Regions from separate parts of the Homo sapiens genome. Here region 2 is linked to region 1. Evidence: chromatin loops called from intact Hi-C (ENCODE). Cell type or tissue: ovary. All regions are shown on one strand.

What was found. A loop is a pair of places that touch in the nucleus more often than their neighbours do. Peaks named below come from ENCODE experiments on the same cell type or tissue, not always from the same donor. Only the 100,000 strongest peaks of a DNase experiment are listed, where the experiment ranks them.
Region 2: a loop joins it to region 1, with 3 times the contacts of the local background. A loop is called at or near these places in 3 of 110 quality-filtered maps.

The regions. Positions count from the first base shown.
Region 1 is chr2:126,772,912-126,780,911 of GRCh38, reverse strand. LOC124907882 (a long non-coding RNA gene) reads right to left here and starts at 4,101. Exons shown (of 2, transcript XR_007087224.1): 1 at 4,005-4,101; 2 at 3,189-3,488. In ovary, a CTCF peak has its summit at 3,348; DNase peaks (open chromatin) are centred at 3,351, 3,841 and 4,051; H3K4me3 peaks cover 1,106 bases.
Region 2 is chr2:126,215,386-126,223,385 of GRCh38, reverse strand. No RefSeq gene overlaps it. Among named protein-coding and RNA genes, the nearest start is that of LINC01941, 100 kb to the right of the region's middle. In ovary, no CTCF peak of the experiment used is centred here; a DNase peak (open chromatin) is centred at 3,191.

The DNA.
Region 1 (8,000 bases):
GGGGCTCACAGGTTGGGGCTGGGAGAGTCTTGGCTGCCATGTAGTGCTGGACAGTGGCGTTGGACGGGGAACCAGCATTCCAAGGCTCCTGTTCAGGTTGGGGGTGGGTGAGGGAACAGGTTTTTATAGGGTGAGACCGCTTGGTGTCTCCCGTGTTGAGACACTTTTGGCTGGTGTAGGTGCTACTGTGGAATTTCTGTCAATTACATTTTAAAACGATGAGAGAGAAAAGGCTTGGTTCTTATTTTAGACATGGGTGGTAGTAGTGGTGGTGGAGGAAATGGGGCACTTCACCTGTCATTATTCCTGGAACCAGTTACCTGGAGAGATGATGTAACATGTGTGATGATCAATTGGGGTGCTCAGACTGAAGGCTGGGTTAGGAGAAGAAAACTGATGACTGAAGGCAGGTGCAGGCCCTCCTATTGGCAAGGGTTGAGTAGCTCCTGTTACACACGCTGCCACAGGTGACTCTGCACACAGCATTGAAAGCAACTGTAGGGAGGCACGGGAGAGTGGCCAAAGGCAGGTGGAAACTGGAGGCGGGGCTTTGGAAGAAGGAAGGTGCTGGAGAAGGATTATCCCTTCCCTAGCTTGATGTTGGGAACAGTGTGTGTCACTGGGACATGAGAGCTGGGACAGAAAATGACCAAGGATTTTGCAGCATTCACTACAGAGGAGATGGCTTTCTCACTGGGAGTCCAGCCATCCTGACTCCCTGCTTGAAAAGAGAAATCAATTCTTGTGGGACAAAGTAGGTGCTGAGAGGGGTGAGACATTAACACTGGGGGCCCACGAAGGGACCTGGGGTGCTGAACTTGGAGGGGTGCAGGGGAGGGGAGACAGGCAGTGGCTATCTACTACTTACAGGGTCACCGTGAGTGACAGGAGTAGACTCACCACGTGGTCTTGAGGGTGAAATGGGCGCTCTCAGTTGACATTACAAGCAGACAGTTCTCAGCTCCACATAAAGAACCATTTGCTAAGAAGGAGTCTTATCCATTGAACCATTAATGGAAGGAGCTGCCCTCCTTCCATTATATGGTATACCATTAATACCATACATCCCTGGAGGAATTCAAAGAGAGACCCGCTGGCATTTTAGGGAGACTATTGGAGGCTGTATGGTTGCAGGAGGAAATAGACATTTACATACTGGAAAATCTGGGCTCTGGGGCCAGGTGGCCCTGGTTCCAGTCCCCATCCAGCTGCAGATATTTCATCCTTAAAAAAGAGGAGAAGTTTACTGTCTCAGGACATGGGTTTTTGGGCTTGGGACACATGGAGTACACCACGAGGGGCTGAGTGGAGGAGCAGCCTACAGGTTTGTAGAAACAATGCCACTGGCTCCCTGCTCTCCCCAGCTACTGCACAGCCACTGCATGGCCCTCCAAGTCTGCACTCTGGTTCCCCATCCTGCTGGTGAGAAGCAACTCTCAGGGCCTCCCTGGGATTGGTGAGGCCACACAATGAGTGCCTGGTCCAGTGAGGAGACCAGGTCTCCAGCCTCCCAGCTAGCCTGTCTGCTTCACCCAAGAGCTGCTCCTGAGGCCTGCCCGAGGGGCTGTCGCCACCCAAGGCACCGCGATGATTGGTTAAATGAAGCCCGGTGATTTGGCATGTCTTCCCCTCCTGTGTGCACATTCAGAAAGGGCAATAACCAGAAAATTGAGGCGACCGATGGTGCCTGCCGGACAGCAGAGATGAAACAGATCTGACTACACAGATAAGGAGGAGAAAATGAGCTATCAGGGCCTCCTTGCCCCTGCTTTGATCAGCAGAGACATTGTCGGGTCACAGCGAAGAAGCCCTTCTGGAATCAGACACTATTTTTAGCCCCTTTAATTGTGCTGTATTGAAATCCGCAGGCTCCCTGAACAAAGGGAGTGGGGAAGTAGATTGCCAGGACCTGGGGAGGAGGGAGGTCATGCTGTTATCACTGGAGGCTGAAAGCACCACCCTGTGCTGCTGCTCTGTGATTACCATCAAAGCTAATTAACACAGCTCCTTGAACCAGCTGTCCCAGGTGAGGCCCAGCCTGGGGGAATCATGGTGAGGCCAGTTGGGGAGGAATGGGCTCCTGTTTACTAACTGGCATCTCCCCCAGCACCACCCCTAACACTGTCAGTATGAGGGTGGGCAAAGCTGCCAGTCCCAATGGCCCCAGCTGGACTCTCCTGGCTGGGATCCTGTGCCTCTGGCTCTCCCCACGCCTTGCTCTCCTGTCCTGTCCTGGGACCAGGGATTCTAGCTATCAGCTTTAGGGCAGGTGGATGGGGCCGAGAGTGGGAGCTCACTCCAGGGAGCAGCAGCTTCTATGTGGGCGGGTCACTGGCAAACTGCCCTCTTTACTACCTTTGTTCCTCAGCTACGTCCTGAGCACCTCTTATGTGCCAAACACCTAAGACGCTGGGGATGTGCCGATTAGATGTCCTGGTGGTGGTGGGGAATAAGGCTTGGAGGGAGAGATGCATAGAGGGTGTGACCCTGATGATACGGAAGTTCCTCAGCAGGGATCCCCAGGAAGGGATGAAGTGGCTGAACCCACAGGGCTGGTCATGCACCAATTCAAGGATAAGGAAGGGCAGCCACATGAGTTGGGAGGGGGCTTTCCAGTAGAGGAAAAGTTGATGCAGAGGTACGAAATAAAGGGAGGACTTGGGGCTGGGCGCCGTGGCTCACGCCTGTAATCCCAGCACTTTGGGAGGCCGAGGCGGGCGGATCACGAGGTCAAGAGATCGAGATCATCCTGGCTAACATGGTGAAACCCTGTCTCCACTAAAAATACAAAAAATTAGCCGGGCGTGGTGGTGGGCGCCTGTAGTCCCAGCTACTCGGGAGGCTGAGGCAGGAGAATCGCGTGAACCCGGGAGGCGGAGCTTGCAGTGAGGCGAGATCGCGCCACTGCACTCCAGCCTGGGCGACAGAGCGAGAGAAAAAAAAAAAAAAAAAAAAAAGGAGGACTTGGGGTGGTTGACCACACAGAGAAGCTTCACACCAGGGGATGGGCAGTTAAGAGAGGGTGGGCAGGTTTCATGTCATCCATAGACACAGTCTTATCTGCTGTGTGACTTTTGTTAGAAATGACATGTTTGAAAATGGTCACAGGCAAGGCTCATTTACTCTGTGCGTGCATTCATTTTGAGTCCATTCATTCATGCGCTGGCGCACTCATGACCACTCTCCTATTATTTCTTCATTCTGAGGTTTATTTACCCATTCCCTTCCCTATTGACTCTTTTGTTCATCAGTTCACAATAATGACAATGTATGGAGTTCTTCCTTTCCTCCTTTCTTGGGACGCCCTTGCCCAGCGAGGACCGTGCAGAAGCGGGAACCGGGCACTGGAGGGCGCGCGCGGCACGCGCATCTCGGCTGGCACCTCCTGGCTCCGCGGGGCCGGAAAGAACCTCGAATACTCGGTCTTAAAAGGCTCCTAGTCATCCCGTTCCTTCCACTCCTCACAGCACAGATGGGGAAACTGAGGCCTGGAGAATAAGCGTGGCATACCCAGGGTCACCGGAAGAGTAATGAGCTGAACCAGAGAGGAGGAACGGGAAGCGAGACTTCTAAGCAATGCGGGGTGGCCCCCGGGCCACCGGAGGAGGCATGGTCGGGCACGTCCCCAAGTTTCGGTACCCGTGGTGGCTGTGCCAGCCGATATGAGCCCCTCCCTCTCTAGGAAGGCGCAGGACTCGGGGAAGCCTCCGCGGCCAGGCCGCCTGCCTACCCGCAGACCCCGGGCGCCGCCCGCGTTCCCTGCCCTTCACTTCCCAACCCCTGCGTGGCCCCAGGGTCCACATTCCTGGAGTTTTCCTCCCCAGTAAATAGTGCTGTCCCCCACTTAACAGCAGAGGCGCCCAGGAGTTCAGGCGATGTGTCCAAGGCCGAACAGAGGGACAGCAGTGAGCTGCTCAACCTTTCCAGCTGCGCAGCCAGGACACGGCTGGGGGCGGGTGGAGATGTGGCGCAGGGTTAGGGTCCGGGTCCCGGGAAGTAATGACCGAGGGCGGTGACCACTGTCTTCAGCTTCCCGGCGGGCTTCCCTCCAAGGGATCCCTAAGCCCGAAGGTGCCCGGCTGGGAGAGCAGAAAGTGTACTGGCACTGGGACAGACCGCTGGGGTGAGGCGGGGGCGGGGAGAGCTGGCCAAGCGCCTGGGCGGGGCTGGGGCGGGGCCTGGGCGGGGCTGGGGCGGGGCCAGGGCGGGGCCGGGGCACGAAGGGGTCTGTGAGCGACCCCTTGCCCGCTTTCCCCGCTGTACAATGGGTATAGGTGTGCTGCCCTTTCTACTCCCAATGGCTTTGTCCAGAGTGACCACACTCGGGAATTAATCGCGGCACACTCCCTGTGGTTGTCTCCGGGAAACTCGCAGGCGCCTGGGATGAAACTGGGCTGTGTGGCCCTGAAGTGAGGTCCTCAGTGTGCCTCTCAGGCTGACTGAACCCAGGGGGGAGCCGTGCCTGGCTTATGGTGGTCCCCAGTCCTGCCCTTCTCCTGGCTTCATGTTCTTACTGAGGCCACGTGCCCCATCCCCAAGACACCCACCTGCCCCATAGAGACGCCTCCTCCTGCATCCTTCTCTGCTCCTGCAGGACTCTTGGGGACTCCATCCCTCCCTCTTCCCAGCTCTGCACTGGCTAGGTGGGGCACCTTCATTCAGTGTTGTTACAACAGCCTCAGGACTTGCCTCTGTGCCTGCAGCCAGAGAGCAAAGCAGAAACCGATCTTGGCCACTCATCCTGCCTAAACCTTCTATGGCTCCCCAGTGCCTTCTGGGATCAATTAAACCCCTTAGCATGAATTGCCCCTGATCAAGTGATCAAGGCTATGACGTCTTGAAGTCTTGTTTTGTCTTTTCTTCTTTCTTTCCTTCTTCTTTCCTTCTTTTCATTTCTTTCTTCCGTTCTTTCTTTTTTCTTTTCTTTCTTTTTTTTTTTTGAGACAGGGTCTTCCTCTTCACCTAGGCTGGAGTGCAGTGAGGCAATCTCGGCTCGCTGCAACCTCCTCCCGGGTTTAAAGGATTCTTGTGCCTCAGCCTCCCTGAGTAGCTGGCCACGGTGGTCTCAAACTCCTGGTCTCAAGTGATCCACCTGCCTTGGCCTCCCAAAGTGCTGGGATTATAGGCCTGAGCCACCGTCCCTGGCTGCTCCTGATCAAGTCTTTAGTCTCAACTCTGGTCACACAGCTGCCTCCCTCTACCGCCTGTGCTACATCTGCAAAGCACTCACACAGGCACACACTTGTGTCCACACCCACACATGTGCACATGAGCAGCGCCTGCACACACAATAGACGGACACACAGGTACTCCTATAATTTGCCATGTTCTCTCCCCTACCTTTGCACTTGCCTTGAACATACCGTTCCTCTTTTTCTGTCCAATACTTTCTCAGGTTTCAGGAATCAACTAAGTCATCACTTTTTCCAGGAAGCTGCCTAGACAGCTAGTGTGTTAGGTGCTCTCCCCTGGGCTCCCCTCGTCCCTCTGGTGCAGCACTGACCTGTTTCTGGTCCCCCACAGAAGACAGGGCATGTCCTGAAGGCAGGGCAAGACATATTTCTCCTTTGTTGCCCTGCAGGAGGCCTGACACAGAGACAGCCTTCTGGAGGGTTTGTTAAAATGAATGAATGAGGAAAACCAGAGTATCCATCAAATGGAAAACTGAAGAAATGTGAGATGGTTGGATGGATACCCAGAACAAGGCTGGCTCCAGAATGTGCTGGAAGCTCACAGTGCCTACAGCAGGACAGACAAATCTTCTTCAGTGAGGACAAGCTAGCTCAGGTGGTGTCACGGCGACCCACAGACCAGTGGCTCAAAACTTGGACAGTTTATTTCTCATTTGCACTTCAGGGCATTGTGGTCAGCAGGAGCTCTGCTCATTACCGTCACTTGTGTGCAGCTGACAAAGCAGACCAAGTCCAATGCAGCCTGCCTGTGTCACAACAGAGCAGGGTTCTGGAGAGAAACTTGGCATATCCCTTCTGCTCACAGCTCACTGGACAGAGCTAGTAACATAGCCCCACCTGCCCCAACCACAAGGGGCTTGGAAGTGCCATCTGCCTTGGGCTCGGAAACGTGGCAACCTGGAAAAACGGCCAGTGGTACTAATGACAACCACTGTCCATGTGTCACCAGGGAGCCCGGAGAAAGGGGCTTTGAGAAGACCTCAAAACTATATAAGCCAGCCTCCCATAGCACTCCTGTTTTCTGTTTGCCCCCTCCCACCACACTAAGCCACCTACCATGGCCAACAGGAATACCAAGAATTATAAAGTCAGAAGAGATCTTGGGATCTAAGACAGACTGATTCTTCTAGGGTGTGTGTGCATATGTGCAGGTGTGTGTGTGCGTGTATGAGTGACCGTGTGTTAGTGTGTGGATGCAGGTGCACTGTGTGCATATGTGTGTTTGTGTGCATATGTGCATGTGCGAGTAAGTATGTGTGTTTGCTGGGAGCAGTGATGTTGTGTGTAGTGGGTCAATAGTTCCCCTTAGCGACCACCGCTGTGTGTCAGGCTCTGCTGTAGATGCTGGGCACACATTATCTCCTAATCCTTCCCATAACCCTGCAAAGGTTGGCATTGATGTGCATGTATGGAGGATACACGGATCTCAGTGAGGCCCAAGGAGGTGACAGGCTTGCCTGGCACCACTGGAGCAGGTCTTGGCATTTGTCTCTGCCTGAGTCCTGGACTGCTCACATCTTACCAGAGTGTAGCTCTTGCCTGCCCTTTTCCTTGCTTTTCCTGGCTGATTTCCATCCCATTTCCTGGGATGCTGCCTTGTATGCAGGTTTCACTCTGCCTCCAGGCCTTCCTCTAATTTGGAGCTCCTTGAGGAAGGGGGTTTTCCCTCTGCTTCTCTCTGCAGGCCTAGGCCCAGCCTATGCTCAAGCAAGGTTAGAGGGTGATGTGACCAGGGAATCTTCCTTCACCTTCATTTGGGGTAGGAGTTTCCTTCTCTTCCTAAAGCCTCCTGGTATAACAGCAAGAGCCCAAGTTCTGGTATTAGAGCTGTCTGTCTCACTTCCAGACTCACTAGCCATGTCCCCCTGGCAAGTCACTTCCCCTTCTTAAGCCTCAGTTTTCTGGTTAGCCAAGTGGATAGAGGTGCACGCTACAGCATAGAGGTGCAGGGAGGATAAAAATAGATAGCGTGATGTGGCTATCACAGATCCTACGTGTTACCAGGGCACACATATAGCAGCTATGTTAATTCGTATAAATATATTACTGTACGGGAGCTCTCAGGACTGCTGCTGAGGGCTGGGAAATGAGCATGCTCTGACGGACTGGGCATTTTGTGCTCTCCTGCAGAGGAGATGCATGCAACACAGTGGCCTGAAGCCTCCACTTGAATTTCACCGGACAAATATCGACAAGTCTTCATCCCTTTCCTGAGTCTGTGATTTGTCCTCACTGTAGAATCAGGGATCTGCAGAAGACAAGGAAACAGGCCAGAGGGGGGAGAATTGTCCTCCCCTCTTGCCTGTGAGGGTCCAGGGCAGAGGATCTCAGAGTAGGCCCGATGGACTGGCTGATGGAGAGGAACTTAGGTGGGTTTATCCAACAGAAACCTGGAAGAAAATTTTCCCTGCTTGACCCACTCCGGGGCAGGCCACCACAATTCCACTCCTTTGCTCCCCAGTTCTGTGATTTGAATGCCTTCCAGCCTTTCCAGTCTCCAAGTAAGGTTAGTGGGCCTCACATTCCACAGCCTCCAGGCAGGATTCCCAGAGCCCTTTAGCTACACCCACTTCTGCCTCCTGGAAGTCTCCACACCTGAGAGTGCCTGCATCATGCCAGGCCTTTACAAACAGCCTCTCTTTTATTTCCAGGACAACCAAGAGGTGCAACCTTTGGTTGGTGCAACCCAACAAAGGAGGTACTGACCTCCTTTACAAATGTAGACACTGAACTCAACAGGTAAGTGCAAGGACAGCCCGCAGCGACCCAGCAGAGGAGCTGCGATTTTGAACCCAGGTGGTCCTGGGT
Region 2 (8,000 bases), 560 kb after region 1:
CATTAAATATTTGTTGATTTCATTTTATATTTTTACTTTATAGAAGTACTTAATTTGAAAGAATATTGAAGGGCCCTTAGCCTTCTATTAAAGGTAATAAAATAAGATATCTCAAAAAAGCAAACAGTTGGAAATTAAATGGCACAGCTCTAAGTAACCCATGGGGAGAATATCAATACTGGTTGTGTGAGCCAGTTGCAGTGGCTCACACTTGCAATCCCAGTGTTTTGGGAGGCCGAGGTTAGAGGATCACATGAGCCCTGGAGTTTAAGACCAGCCCAGGCAACATAGCAAGATCCTGGCTCTCCAAAAAAGAAAATTAAAAATTAGCTAGGTAAAGTGGTGTGTGCAAGTAGTCCTAACAACTTGGGAGGCTGAGGTGGGAGGTGAGCTCAGGAGTTTGTGGCTGCAGTGAACTATGATTGAGCCACCGTACTCCAGCCTGTGCAATAGAGCAAGATGTCTCTAAAATACAAAACAACAAAAAACACTGGTTGTAAGTATTCCATAAAAGGACTAGAAAAACATGTGTTACCCTTGCCCCTAGGGTTGCCATATTTAGTAAATACAAGTACAGGACACTCGGTTAGATTTAAATTTCAGATTCACAAATGATAATTTTTGTTATAACTATGTTTCATGTAATATTTGGGATATACTAAAATGGCTTTGTTATGTATCTAAAATTCAGATTTAACTGAGTGTCCTGCATTTAATCTGTCAACACAACTCCCTCCTCCCTCTTTTCCTTGCCTCCTGCTTGTTTCCATGCAGCAATATCAAGCCACGAGCTGTCACAATTCATGAGCTTTGGACTTTGGGCATCATGGGATATCTGGCTGTGGAATGGAAGAAACACTTTGGCAGACTTCCTGATTATTCACGTTATATATTTTCTTCTCTCTAAACACTGTGATGAAGTGGGAGGTAGGGACAGAATGTAGAGCCCACAGCTGGGCTTAGAATCATCCCAGTGAGAAACAGCTGCCTGGTTAGCTGTGTGCTTGTGGACTTGGCATGTCCACAATGGCCATGGTTGGAGTGGGGCAATGAAACCTCTTGCAAATACCATGATTTCTTCTCTTTCCAAAAGTATTCTAAGGAAAATTTGTTCAAAAATAGTACGTTTGTCTTACTGGGTGGCAATTACCATAGAACTCATTTCCGTCAGCTAATTCCCATTGTATGGGGTTTATCACAATTTATTCACAAATTACTTTATCATACTTTATCAATGATGTAACTCCAAATTTTCATCATTGGAAATAAATGAAGATTGACCAAATAAGAACAGGCAGAAGCAGTTCAGAGTTTGCTGTATCACGGGAGTCAGCCACCATCACTTGCCTTTTGGCTAAGATGCTAAGGCAGACAAGGAGTGGGAGAGCTTTGTAGTGGACAGAAGGAAGGCTTCAGTGTGCCCTGATGGAGGCTGTTGGCATGGGAAGCTGGAGGAAGACTCACCAAAAGTGGGTATCTTATGGGATTGGTTAGAGGAGTATATTTGTTTTTTTCTGGTTGGTCCTAAGTTGGAAGCAGGTAAAAAAGCATTAGGGAAGCTTTCAGAGTTTAATTAAATCTTAGCTATTTTGTTACAGGAATTACTATTTGGCTTCTGGGACTGGTTGCTAGAGACCTTGGTCTGATTTCCCGTAAGTCTGGCTTACAGATAACAGGCTGGATTCCTGGGGGCTGTTTCCTGTAGATAAGGGGTTGGTGTCCTGGCCTTGCTGCTGCAGACTGTGGGTCAGAGTTCTTTTGTTATATATGTTCTGGCCATTGTCCATCTGTATATTCAGGCTCTCAATTATTAGAAATTATGCTGATTTATTGCCTCTGCATATCTTGCTCTTCTTACTCAAAACTGAATTGCCTATTTTTGCCCTACACTTGTATATAAATGTTAGAATCAATTTGTTGAGGTAAAACATACACACACAAACAAAATTAAAATTTAAAAATTCTGTTATGGAAAACCGAACACCCCATGTTCTCACTCATAAGTCGGAATTGAACAGTCAGAACACATGGACACAGGGAGGGGATCATCACACACCGGGGCCTGTTGGGGGGTGGGGGGCAAGGGGAGGGAGAGCATTAGGACAAGTACCTAATGCATATGGGGCTTAAAACCTAGATGACAGGTTGACGGGTGCAGCAAACCACCATGGCACATGTATACCTATGTAACAAACCTGCACATTCTGCCCGTATATCCCAAAAGTTAAAGAAAAATTTTAAAAAATAGAAAAAGAATAAAAATTCTGTTATGAATAATTAGAAACTTCAATAAGAATTCTTACACTCCAATATTATCTATTTCAGGTACATGTTGGATTGTTTGATTAATAGCAACTTTTCTAGACTCTTATTTCTCCTTGTTTATGTTGGAATTCTTTATTCCAGTTACACATAAATGTAGCCAGTACTTGTAATACCCTCCCTTTGTCCCTAGTGCCTGAGGTCTCACAGGGGAGGGTCATGGGGTCGGTGTTCCCATCCATTGTGCTGATCCATCAGTGGACACTTAGAGGTTTGATCTGGGGTCAAGAAACTATAGTCCATGGGGGAAATCTGGATCATAACCTGATTTTCTGATTGGCTCACAATCTAACAATGTTTTTACATTTTTTAAATGGGAAGAAAGAAGAAGAGGAGCAAGAAGAGGCTGAGAAGAAACAGAAGATTTTGTGACATGTGAACATTGCATGACATCCAAAGTTCAGTGTCCATAAATAAAATGTTATTGGTATACAGCTGGTCTCCTTCACTGATGGGTTGCCTGTATCTATGGATGTGCTTTAACAGCAGAGTTGAGTCATTGTGACATAGACAGAAAAGGGAACGTGGCTGGTAAAGCCTGAACTGTTTTCTATTGGGTTCTTTACAGGATGTTTGCTGACCCCTGGGCTAGATTCCACATTCTCAATGGCTGAGTAATTTTCTTGAATTTTTTTTTTTTTTTTTTTTAGACAGAGTCTTACTTTGTCGCCCAGGATGGAGTGCAGTGGCGCGATCTCAGCTCACTGCAACCTCTGCTTCCCGGGTTCAAGCGATTCTTTTGCCTCAGACTCCCGAGTAGCTGGGACTACAGGTGCCTAAACCATGCCTGGCTAATTTTTGTATTTTTAGTAGAGACAGAGTTTCACCATATTGGCGAGGCTGGTCTCGAACTCCTGACCTTGAGATCCGCCTGCCTCGGCCTCTCAAAGTACTGCGATTACAGGCATGGGCCAGCACGCCCAGCTGATTTTTTTTTTTTTAAATAATTTTCTCCCATCCATATTCTGTTCTCTTTTTCAGAAATTTGTATTATGTAAACATTGTATGTCCTGGGCTGCTTTTTCATTTTGTAAATTTTTCTCCCCAAACTTTCTTTTTTCCTATAAAGTTTTAATAGCTCTGCAAAATCTGTGACAAGATTTCTCATTAATTAGAATTATAAACAATTGAGCAACCCTCTGGATCTATATTTTTATGTGTCATTATTGAAAAGGATGAATATTACATAAAATTGCGATGTTCAATAAAATTACTACAGTCGTCTTCAAACTACATGCTGCTCGATGGTAGCAAAATATAATATTGACATTAAGAAGACACGGTCAAGAAAATATGTCTCTTAAAAATACCTTCCTTGAGTAATAGTTACGAGTGGAGGCATAATATAGCAAGATAAAATACTTAAAAATATTGAGAGACTTCCTTATTCTGTTGGTTTTTCCTGTACATTTTCCCAAATTAAAATTTAAAAGCAAGAGAATATGCTTAATGATATGTTTATTTTGAGGTGCAAATTTTGTTTCTTATAAAACAGGCAAAACTCTGTCAAAATAAGATTCCATCATTTTCATGGCCTGGTGTTCTTTAATTAGTGAAGTAGAAGGTTTTAAATGCACTGTCATCAAAGGAAAAAGTAAAATCTTTGTGTATATCATAACTAAATAACCACATGCTTTAAAGAATTGATATTAAAATCAAATATAATTTCCCTTTTAATAACATGAGAGACTTCACTTAATACATATGAGGCTGACATCTGAGTCTTTCATGCTACTCCTGTCGTGACAACTGTATTAAACCTTTCCAGTGTGACACTTTTCAACTCTGAAAATAATATGACTGCATCCATGTAGAGCTTCCATTTTCACAGAGTTGACAGAATGCGGATGCTGACTGCCTTACCTCTGCAGACTGTCTCAAGCTATCCCAGGCTGTGAAAAACATGCGTCCCGCTCTCAGCATAGACACATAAATGATGCTCCACTCACAAACCATGGGCCCTCACTTACTGACCTGGATGTGCCTGGATTCTCCAGAGCGATCCAGGGGACCTGTCAAGAACATTTTGGCTGCCAGACCGGAAGATACACATGCATGCGCGCACACACACACACACACACACACACACAGGTAGGGCTGCTGCTCAGTGCTCAGGGGGGCAGTCCAGTTTGCCTAGAGTCTAGGCACCTGTGCCTAAAAGCAGAAACAAACTGAGAAACAGAAAAGGAAGATCAGAAAGGATGAAAAACACATGTGTTATTCCCTCATATTCCATTTCCTATGTGTTTTGTTTTTTTATTTATTTTATTTTATTTTATTATTATTATACTTTGAGTTTTAGGGTACATGTGCACAATGTGCAGGTTAGTTACATATGTATACATGTGCCATGCTGGTGTGCTGCACCCATTAACTCGTCATTTACATTAGGTATATCTCCTAATGCTATCCCTCCCCCCTCCCCCCACCCCACAACAGTCCCCAGAGTGTGATGTTCCCCTCCCTGTGTCCATGTGTTCTCATTGTTCAATTCCCACCTATGAGTGAGAACATGCGGTGTTTGGTTTTTTGTCCTTGCGATAGGTTACTGAGAATGATGATTTCCAATTTCATCCACGTCCCTACAAAGGACATGAACTCATCATTTTTTATGGCTGCATAGTATTCCATGGTGTATATGTGCCACATTTTCTTAATCCAGTCTATCATTGTTGGACATTTGGGTTGGTTCCAAGTCTTTGCTATTGTGAATAGTGCCGCAATAAACATACGTGTGCATGTGTCTTTATAGCAGCATGATTTATAGTCCTTTGGGTATATACCCAGTAATGGGATGGCTGGGTCAGGTAATTCCAATTACTTATTAGTAGGTTTCTTCTCACCTCATTTGTGTACTCAGTTATTCATTTGTAACCAAGATCATTCCATTTATTCAACAATTACTCAGAGAGAACCTACTGCTTACTAGTTACTTATCTGGATTCTGGGCATACCACAGGGAAGAAGATAGTAAAAAGCATCTGTCCTCAAGCCTATTACATGTTATACATGAGGAAATGAGTACTTAAAATAGATAATATCAGATAGTGCCAAATGCATGAAGGCAACAGAGCAGGGTAAGACGACAAGCTGTGCTTGTGGGGTGAGGGCCACTTTTAAATGTGGCACTCAAGCCTGGCCAGTGTCAGCAATGACCTAGGCCTGGAATGATGAGGAGCCAACCCTAAGGAGTTCCCTAGGATGAGCACTTTGGGCACAGGGAAAGATCTGAGGCCCTGAAGTGGGATAGAAACAGGGCAGGATGTGCAGGAGGGCTTGGCAGTCACTAGGTCAGAAGAAGAGGAGCATCAGGGAAGTGCTTATGTGATGGAGGGCCTTAAAGGAGAGTTCGTGGGCCTCCCTGCCCCCTCATATATAGATGTGATGGGTTCATTCTCCCCTTTCACTGTTTCTGAATAGCCAACATCCTCTCCTCTCCAGGAGGTCAGTGAATTTCCAGGGGTGTTGCATGACACGTATACCAGTTTTTGATTCCACTGGCGAAGAAGTAGGGCAGCCGAGAGCCATGGCTTTGTCCCAGGTAGCCTTGCTCAGCTCAGCCTTGGCCTCAGCTGGGAGTGGAGCACGGACCTGTTCTCTGATTTTCAGTTCTGCAGGCATTGCCATACCACTGCACCAAACTGTAGGCTGGAGAGTCAGGTGGAAGCATCAATGTGAATGGACGATGTTAAATTAAAGGTATATCAAGGAGGAGGGGGTGGAGAGGGGAAGAAGAGGAATTGTTAGACACTCTAGGTCCTTAGAAAAATCTGCTATCTTCTGCTTCCCAGCCTTGCTCTTCCTATCTTCTCCTCATTTGTGTTCTGTCTCCATCCTCATCTCTGTCAGTGTGTAATTCAGAGTTTATCCACCTCTAATGCTCCCTAGCTTCAAAGTGCTTATGCCCTCAGGGATTTAGTTTCTATTCTAGGCATTTCTTTACCCTAAAGAGGTTTTGTAATGATTCTTTTTAGAGTTAATTTCTTAAAATAAATTTCAGTAACAACGGTTTAAATAAGTTTTTCACCCCATTTTTTAAAAAAAATATTTTTAAAGAATATGCTATGTACCCGATTCTATGGTAGATTTTGGAAATGTTGCTGAACCAGATATTTTGTGAAACTCTCAGTGTATTGGGAGAAAAAAACTCACCTGATAAGTATGCAAAAATTAACCAAATATAATTGTAATGAGGACTGAAAATTAAATTATAATGGGGAATGATGTGATTTTGATGGATTATGGTAGTCTTTTCTAAAGAGGGATTATTTATTCTGAAATTTGAGGCAAGAATAAGAATTAGCCAGGGAAAAGATGGGGCAGGAAATATCCAAGACAGGAAAGTCACAGAAGGGTATGATTTTCTGGGGGAAGAAATTCATGTTTGAAATTACTGGAGTGGTGTCCTTGAGGAATGGGTAGAAGGTCAGTAGGGATTGCAGTAAGAACTGTGATATGGGAGATGAGACAGATAGGTGGAGGGCATATAATGGAAAGCTTTGAAAATTTATGGAGATTTATTTTTTGTTTCTTAAGAGGAAAGGGAGATATTAAAGAAAGGCCTGAACAATTGTACTGGCTTATATCTCTTTCCAGGGACAGGAACTGCATTTAACAGAGTAGGTGGACGCTGCGTGAGTCTACATAAGAACTGACTTCATCGCATGTTCACTTGCTAACAATGGGTGAATGGCCTTTCTAGATTGCCTAGTGACTGGGTAGGGTGATGAGGGGGCCACTTGAGACCTAGTCCCTTAGATCTTTAGACACATAAAAACATTCCATACAAAGAAACTTATCATTGGCCCTGCACAAAGTGGGCAAAAAGCTGTATTTCAAAAAGTATAGAAAATAAAAAATAAGACCATTCCCAACTTTGTATCATACACAAAAGTTAATTTCAGGCATATAATTTACCTCAATATGAAAATCAATAAGATAAAACTTCTAGAAATAGGAGGATATCTTCATGATACTGAGGAAGGATAAGCTGACAAGTTTACTGAAAAGGAGAAAAAAAATTATTAATGACAGCAAAAAGGATTGATAAGTTTGATTGCATGAAAAATAAAAACTACTGTTCATCAAAAAGTCACCTTTAAGAATATATAGAAAATGCACACTGTTTTTACTTTAAATTTTAGAGCAGTTTTAGATTTACAAAAAAAAGTTTCAGAGAAAGTACAGAAGGTTCCTGTATATCCCTACACCTGTTTCCCTATTGTTTACATCTTACATTAACATGATAGATTGGTCCCAACTAATGAAACATATGCATATGGAAACATTCTACGTATGTCTGTTGATACATTGCTGTTAACTAAACTTCATTTGGATTTTTTAATGTCTTTAATTTCTTCAAGGTCCCTTCTAGGAAACCACATTACGTTGAGTTGTTATGTCTCCCTGTGACAGTTTCTCAAACGTACCTTGTTTTTGATGATCTTGAGAATGTTGAGCAGTACTGGTAATTAGCTCTGTACAATTTGGGTTTGTTTGGTGTTTTTCCTTAGGGTTATAATGGGGTTATATTTGAGGGGTGGGGGAAGACCACAGAGATAAAACGTCATTCTCATGATGTTGTATCAAGGGAACATGTTCAACTTGATCCCAGCGCTGAGGTATTGATTGTCATGTGTCTCCACAATAAAGTTCCTCTCCCCTCTGCCCTTTTAGTA